Linked DNA regions of Homo sapiens: region 1 is linked to region 2. The links are chromatin contacts, found by Hi-C in ENCODE. All regions are on one chromosome and are shown on one strand. The core of a region is the stretch at or near the end of the contact, and the rest is flanking DNA. Distances in the headings are between cores, read along the strand shown. Region 1 has its middle 30 kb from the start of ARHGAP22. Region 2 overlaps WDFY4 (WDFY family member 4).

Region 1 (4,050 bases), core at 909-3,408, 170 kb after region 2:
TTTGCCAGCAGTCATGGCTCTAAAGCTTGGACACACATAACACGTGTAAAGATATATCCCCTCCTCTCTAGGAGATCGTGGTCTGCAAAAGGGCAGGGCTGTGGTGCAGGTGGTACAAGGAGCAGCAAGAAACAGGAGGACCCCGATGCAACCCATGGATTCAGGGCAGGGTCTCAGAGCAGGGAGAATCCCTGTTGGCTCTTGGAGCCTGGGCAGGAGCAGCCCAGTGGGCAGACTCAAGCAGACATTCCTGGAAGAGGACCAGGGCCATACCACAAGCTCTAAGGCCTCCATCCTGCTCACCCCAGTCTCCCTGCACAAGCACCAAGCATGGGACACAGGCACACAGACAGCATGGATGCAGGGCTGGGCTGGAAAGACCCAGACACCCTGAATGTCTCCTTCATGCAGTGTCCCCACAGCTAACATGCCTTTATCGACAGCCACCAGAGAAATGCTGAAGCTGTGCAGGGCAGAGGAAGAAGGAGCAGCCATGTCATTAACCCCTTAACCCCCAAGCCTCTCCAGGATGTTCACCTGCACCTGGCAGCACAGGACCCCTGGGAAATGAGTCTGAAGATGGAGATTTTCCTTCTTCTTTCTTTAATGAAAAGAGAGAGAGAGTAAGGACCTGATGCTACCACCAAACTAAAAATAATAATAAATAACAACATTGAGATCACCTTGCACGGTTTACAACTCTCTTCAATATCCACAGGGGTGATGTCATTTAATTCCTGTAGCCAGCTTGCAAGATATTAATGTTCCCATTTTACAGAGGAGAAAACTGAAGCTCAAAAGTGCAGTCCTTCCATCCTGCTTCCCCAGCCAGGAAGTAGTCTAAGTTTATGTTGTCCAATAGCAGAGCCTAAGACAAGGGCTTGGGTGCAGGTGGTTTATTTGGGAGGTGATGCCAGGAAGCAGGACTGATGGGGCAAAGAGTGACACCAGGAAGGAGGGAAGGCCAGTGTGAGGGGCATAATGAAGGTTGCTGCTGTCCCAAGACTCACTTCCACAGGGACTCTGGGAAGAGTGCAGACTCACCTGCCATAAGCCTGGAAGGGGAGAGGGTGGGGGTTACCCGGCCCCCTTTCTCCCTTGGCTGAGGGCAACCCCAGGGGTGTGGACACCCAGCCCTTCTGGACTGCATTTGTTTGCCCAGGGCTTAGGGTCCCTGTGGCTTCAGAGAAAGCCGAGGGCTGAGAGCCTGGAGCGGGAAGCCATCAGTGGGCTCACCTAAGAGGGGACGTTTCACCACAGCTGTGGCTGAACTTGGAGCTGGCCAAGGGGCTGGGACAAGTTACGGAGCACCCAAAGCTGTGCTTCAAGCTATAACCTAAACCCCAGGCATTTTTCTCTTACCAACCTTGGAGGAGTATGAAACTAGTCATGCCTGAGGAGACAGGGAGTCGGGGTCCAGGGAAACACCAGGCCCAGTGCAGAAGTGGGGGTGGGGGCAACAAGAGACAGAGGCCCAGAAACAAGGTGAAGTGCTTCATTCACGGTGGACCCAGAAGGAGCCTAGCCTCCAAGAGCCTCCCATGGGTGCTGGAATTCCCTTGTTCACACTGAGGAAGAGGGAGGGCAGGTACATGAGTCTGCTCGGGCTGCCATGACAAAGCACCTCGGGCCCCAGGGCTTTCACAACATACATGTATTTTTTCCCATTCTGGAGGCTGGAAGTCTAAGATCAATGTGTTAGCAAGCTTCTTTCTCCTCTCTCCTTGGCTTGTAAATATCACCTTCTTCCTGTGTCTTCACACAGTTGGTATCTGTGTCCTTATCTCCTCTGCTTATAAGAACTCTAGTCATATTGGACTAGGGCCCACCCTAATGACCTCATTTTAACTTAATCACTCATTTTAACTTTGATATTTAAAGGCCCTATCTCCAAATACAGCCACTTTCTGTATGGGGCGGTGGGGGTTAGGCTTCATCATGAACTGGAGTCGGGGGACACAATTCAGCCCTCTTGCTTTCCTGGGCTCAGAGCTGTCAGCCCTGAGAAGCAGAGGAGAGTCTATTCCAAAGAACAGGCTGGGCAGAGCCTCAGAGAGTGTCTAGACAGATGCCCTGCCAGCCACACTACCCTCTAGGGAGCCAAGCGGAAGCCCAGGCTCACCCACCCCCAGCCACAGAACCAAATAAGGGCTGAGTCAGCGGCTCTTCTTAGAGACCCAGTTTCCTACAATGGTTTCTGTTTCTGCACATCTGGGAGAAATGATTTGACTCTGGGAATGGTTGTGAAATGGGCAAACCACAGTGCAGGCTCACCGCCCTCTGCACCCAGCAGCTTATCCTCTCCTATGGCCCAGCTCTGTGGGGGCAGAGCACTTTTCCCTGTTGGCTAGATGAGGAAGCAGAAGATCTGAAGTTTACTGACTTGCCAAAAGCTCACAGCTAGTTAGTGGCAGACAGGACTCAACCCAGATCTGAGCTGACCCATCTTTAGTGCTCACTCACAGCAGTACCTCTGCTTTTAGGGACATTGATGGCACCTTTTGGCTGCTCCCATCAAATCCGCCACCCAAATCTGAAAGTACCCATTCAGCTACCCATGATACTACTGAGCTACTAGTGCAAACTGGCTTCTCTCAACAGGTGAGCTGGCTAGCAGATAACACTTCCTGCCAGTTATCATAGAAACAAGCGTGGGAGGAAGCAGCATCCTGGTGGCCAGGAAGAAGGTGAGGGAGAACATAGGGCATAGATGCCCATGGTGTCAACTCTCAGACACCTGCCCCAGAGATTTCCAGGAGTCAGGGCATCCCGCAGCCAGCTTGGCCCAGCATTCAGTTAGGAAAGGCTCTCCCTCCTCCCATGCCCAGCCCTCTGCTCCCTCCTCCTCTTAGCCCCGTGGAATGATCCTGTCTCTATTAACCTGCCCATCTCCTTCTGCAGATGGATGTCAACAGGGATTTTCTTGTGGAAAGTCCACAGGGAAAGCCAGCCCTCCCTCCCTGCTGCTGGCATCATTTTCCCACAAAATGTAAAAACAGTCTAGAGAAAGCCAGGCCTGGGTGTGGATCCAGGTTCTACCACCTGCTTACTCTATGCCCTTACTCAAGTGATATAATCTCTCTGCTTCATTTCCTCATTGTAAAAGTGAGACCACAATAGGCCATATCTCACAAGACTGTAATAAGGATTACATGTCTAATTAAAAGAAAAGAGTTCAAGGAAAGGCACAGGGTAAACCCTGAATAAGTGGGAACTCCCTTCCAGACAAACAATCAGATGCCACTGTTAATCTCTGGCTGAGAATTGTTTCCTTTGGGAATTTTTTGAAAACCAAGTGATATGATGGAGACTCTGGACACAGGAACCCTACATTTGGAGCTTTCTCCCAGTTTTACTTCTCCAGCATGCAGTCACTGCAAACCTCAGACCTGGGAGTCTCAGAGGAAGGTAGATTGTCTGCAGAAATGAGAGCTGACTGGGGCCATTAAAGGTGGACAGGCCTGGGAAATGATCTCAAAAGTTTCCTAAGGGTTGATAATTTATTCAGTCACCCAGCAAACATGAGTTGTGCCAGGCACTGCTCTAGGCACTGGAATACAGCAGGCAACATAATTGGCAAAAACTCTTACCTTCTGGAGCTCATGCTCTTCTCATATCATCCAATGGAAAGGCCTGAGGGAACTGTCCACTGATGTCCTCCGTGTGGCAGGTGATGTCCTCTGGCAGGTGACTCAGGATCTTCCAGGGGTAGATGAAGGAAAAGAATAGTCAGCGTTGTGCAGTAGTGATGAAAATGGAAAGACTCTGGCTTCTGGTTTCATCTTTGACATGTGAAAAGCTTAGACATTTTCACTCTCATCCTTACAACAAGGTAAAATCTGTGCAAACTTAAAATCAATGATTTCGCTCTGGCATCTGCAGACACAGCAAATATTAAAGACGGCACAGCTCCTAGCCTGGGTGGTTTTGGGAACACCCCCCAATTTGCAGTTGGTGTTGGAAGTGAGGCTGGTCTTGTGAAGACCTGTGTGCACTCTAAACTTGGAGTTGGCCAACTCCAGGCAGTGACAGAAAACAAACCACAGACCT
Region 2 (3,562 bases), core at 207-2,706:
TCCTTGCCTTCCTTCTCTCTTATTCTGAACACAGCCCCTGGCTCCCTTTGGGAACTACCACTTTCTAACTCCAGAGGGGAAGCCACTTTCCAGCCCAGTCATGGGACACAGTTGGCTCAATGAGACTCAGTCCAATAGCTAAGACTGTTAAATTTTTAAAAAGCTGTCTCTCTGCCTATGGTGCTAAGCTGAGGATGTGCTCTGAGGAGCTGCCCAGGAGCCACCTTCTGCCACAGAAGAAAGCCCGGGCAACCTGAAGACTGAGTGGAAGAGGCAGAGGCAAGAGTGGTGACAGAGCTCAGAGAAAATGATGTGAGCCTCCCCCAGCTACAGGATGAGATCAGCTCTTTTCAATTGTAAGAGCCAACGAAGTCCCTCTTTACTGGTCTTTTCTTCCTGTATTCTTTTTTCCCTCCTCCCTTCCTTCTTTCCTTCTCTTTTACATCCCTTAAGCTGGTTTGAGTTGTATTTCTACCACTTGAAGGGTAAAAGAGCCCTGACTAATTCCAAAAGTGCCTTGGAGAAGTCAGTTAGAGGGAGAGTGGACCTTTGCTGGTCACAATTGCTGAGCCCCCAGTATGTGCTAGTCCCTGGGGCTAGAGAGGCCTCTAAGCCCCCAGCATCTGCCCTCCTGAGGCCCGAGACCATGAGAGGAGACTGCCCCACAAGCATGAGCCACTGGGAAGGATGTGCTCCCATTTGGGGACCCAGTGTTCTGGGAGCAGGGAAGAGCCACTGGCCACCCTGCCCTGTCTCTGTTCTGGACATTCAGCCTTCAGTTCTAACCCCCAGGCTGCCAAGACCCAGCCTACCTTGGTGATTGAAGGATTTCCAAAAGATGGGAAAAGAGGCTGAGCTCCAGATTGTCTGCAGTATTCATCCAGAGCTGGAAGACAAAACAAAACACATGCTAAAATGAAGGTGTGGGAGAAGAATGATTTGCAGGAAGCATGAGAAGGTCAGTGCTGGACAGGTGATCCTCTGACGTGGAATCATCAACATGATGTACCAGCTCTGGAATCAGATCAGCTGTCCTGACACTCCAAGCAGAGAGGTGCCTCCCCTGTAGGAAGGCCTTCTCTCGCCATCTCTGCTGCTACTTGGCACTTCATTGTGGGCCTGGTTCCAACCAAGGACGCCTGCACTAACCATCTCCCCCATCTGCTCAGCCTTGGGCCCACAGCCCAAGTGTCCATATTGCAAACTCATCTCAACCTCCCTGGATCCTGCAAGACAAATGATGATGTTCCCACTTTACAGATGAGAAAATAGAGGCTGAGACAGACCAGCTGAGTGACAGTCTCCACTCACCACCAGCAAGTGGCAGGACAGGAAATAGAAGCCAGGTACAGATTTTCAGGTTTTACACTGTACTGACTACATACCCAATTTGCGCAGGCAACACATTCTTCAGCCCAAACCACAGTGTCATCTCATGCATGACAAAATTGTAAGTGAAACAAAGATATGAAATTCACTGAGATTCTGAAAGTGAAGTTGATCACTCAGGTTGTTTTCATTCATAGTAAACAAATGTAGCTGCTAGTGATCCTTCTGGGGCAGAATTGATGGATGCCATCATGTCTTATTTCTACTTCCCTTTAGAGAACTCTAATATTTTTCTTCTCTAAATACTGACAGTTCCTAAGGCCCAGACTATACAAGGTTCAGGTGTGGGATTATAAGCGTGCACTCATATAGCAGCAAAAAGAGCTTGCACTTAATAACTGATACATTTCCTGGTGGCAAGAGGTGCCATAAAAAGACCCAAAATATTATTATCCGCATTTATGTATTTATTTTCTTATTTTTGAGAGACCCAAGCTGGAGCGCAGTGGCCCAAATATGACTCACTGCAGCCTTGACTTCCTGGGCTCAAGCAATTCTCCCACCACAGCTTTGCAAGTAGTTAGAACTACAGGTTTGCACCACCATGCCTAGCTAATTGTTAAAATTTTTTTGTAGAGTGGGGTATTGTTTTACTGCCCAGGCTAGTCTCTAATTCTTGGGCTCAAGTGTTCCTCCTGCCTCCACCTCCAAAATTGCTAGGATTACAGGTGTGAGCCACCGTACCCGGCCTATTATCTGCATCTAGTAGCTAGAAAGAATGGGACTCAGGGAGACTAAGTAACTTTTCTGGCACCAGACTTTTTTTTTAATTGGCAGAGACTGTTTTCAAAGTCAATCCACCTGACTACGAAGCCCATTCCCTTGCCCCACACTGGGTACCCATGGGTATCACCTACAGATAGTGACCCATAGGGTCAATACTCAACCTTGCTTGAAGCTAAGCAGTTACCCATGACTTTGCTTACTCTTGCTGAAGAGGAAATGCAAAAGAACCCCAGTGAACACAAGTTTATCGGGAGGCCTGTGAAGGTAGAGACTGTCCCTCTTTAATCCCTGGAACCTAGCATCATACATGCCACTATCTTTCGTAAAGATGCATTACATTTTTTAAAAGAATGAGTGGATACAAAATAAAATAAAATGAGTGGATTGTTCTTCCGCCAGGAAAAGAGTGACAGATTTCCTGCTTTTTTAAGCACAGCCACTGCCCAAAGGCACACACAGAGGTGGGCCAGCTGCCATTTGGGACAGCTGGTATTGATGAAGGCAGCTCTAGTGAAAACATGGGTATCCAGCATGGCACCCCAACATACATGTCTGTAGGGCTCCAAGAGCCCTGCACACTTAGGATATTGATTCATGAAGGCAGTCATTCAACAAATGATATGCCAGGCCTGGGGCTAAGGGCTGAGAGAACTAAGAAAGTCAGATGTGAACCCACCAGTACAATAAGGTGCACCTTTTACACTTCCCACAAAAGTTCCAGCCTCTCACATTTCCTTTCCAGAACACAGCAACAATAATAAGTTGCCACACCCATTTGAGGCTGCCTAGCTCATCAGGAAATTACATAATGCCAAATGTCAGAATTTTGGGAAACATGAATAACTGAATCTTTTGATTGTTATTCTGTGTCACATAAGCCTGTACTAAGGACTATATTAAGATGTCTGGATTAGATTTGTTTGAGTATGGACTGTATAATGTGTCAGGTGTTGCTCTCTCCCCACCCCTGAGATGACTGTACTCTTAGAAATGAACTAGTCAGTTCCTTCTTTAAGAAACCAGAGGCTGGGTATGGTGGCTCATGCCTATAATCCCAGAACTTTGGGAGGCCGAGGTGGGTGGACCATCTGAGGTCAGGAGTTCAAGACCAGCCTGACCAATATGGTGAAATCCCTTCTCTACTAAATATAAAAAAATGAGCCTTATGTGGTGGCACGTGCCTGTAATCCCAGCTACTTGGGAGGCTGAGGCAGGAGAATTACTTGAACCTGGGAGTCAGAGGTTGCAGTGAGCTGAGATCGCACCACTGCCCTCCAGCCTGGGCAACAGAGTGAGACCTCATCTCAAAACAAAAAAAAAAAAAAAGAAAGAATGAAAGAAAGAAAGAAAGAAAGAAAGAAAGAAAGAAAGAAAGAAAGAAAGAAACCAAAACCTAAGACTTAGAAGCCCACAACTTCCTGTTCCTCCCTGATTCTCAACTTTCTGT

The links. Hi-C counts contacts between places; a loop is a spot of excess contacts on that map. Pooled maps may share reads with other maps.
Region 1: a loop to region 2 is called in a map with no recorded cell type, with 5 times the contacts of the local background. The contact joins two enhancer-like sites. A Hi-C loop is called at or near these places in 2 of 37 single-sample maps with no recorded cell type and 4 of 50 pooled maps.

The regions. Positions count from the first base shown.
Region 1 is chr10:48,632,624-48,636,673 of GRCh38, reverse strand. It overlaps a transcript of ARHGAP22 not described here. Among named protein-coding and RNA genes, the nearest start is that of ARHGAP22, 30 kb to the right of the region's middle. Within about 2 kb of position 2,158, at least 10 of the 41 ENCODE cell types and tissues checked have a DNase peak (open chromatin) inside an H3K27ac peak, as active enhancers do.
Region 2 is chr10:48,800,610-48,804,171 of GRCh38, reverse strand. It overlaps WDFY4 (WDFY family member 4), which reads right to left. Exons shown (of 62, transcript NM_001394531.1): 25 at 813-886. Among named protein-coding and RNA genes, the nearest start is that of WDFY4, 120 kb to the right of the region's middle. RefSeq lists enhancers at 1,228-1,287, 1,318-1,367. Within about 2 kb of position 1,456, at least 3 of the 41 ENCODE cell types and tissues checked have a DNase peak (open chromatin) inside an H3K27ac peak, as active enhancers do.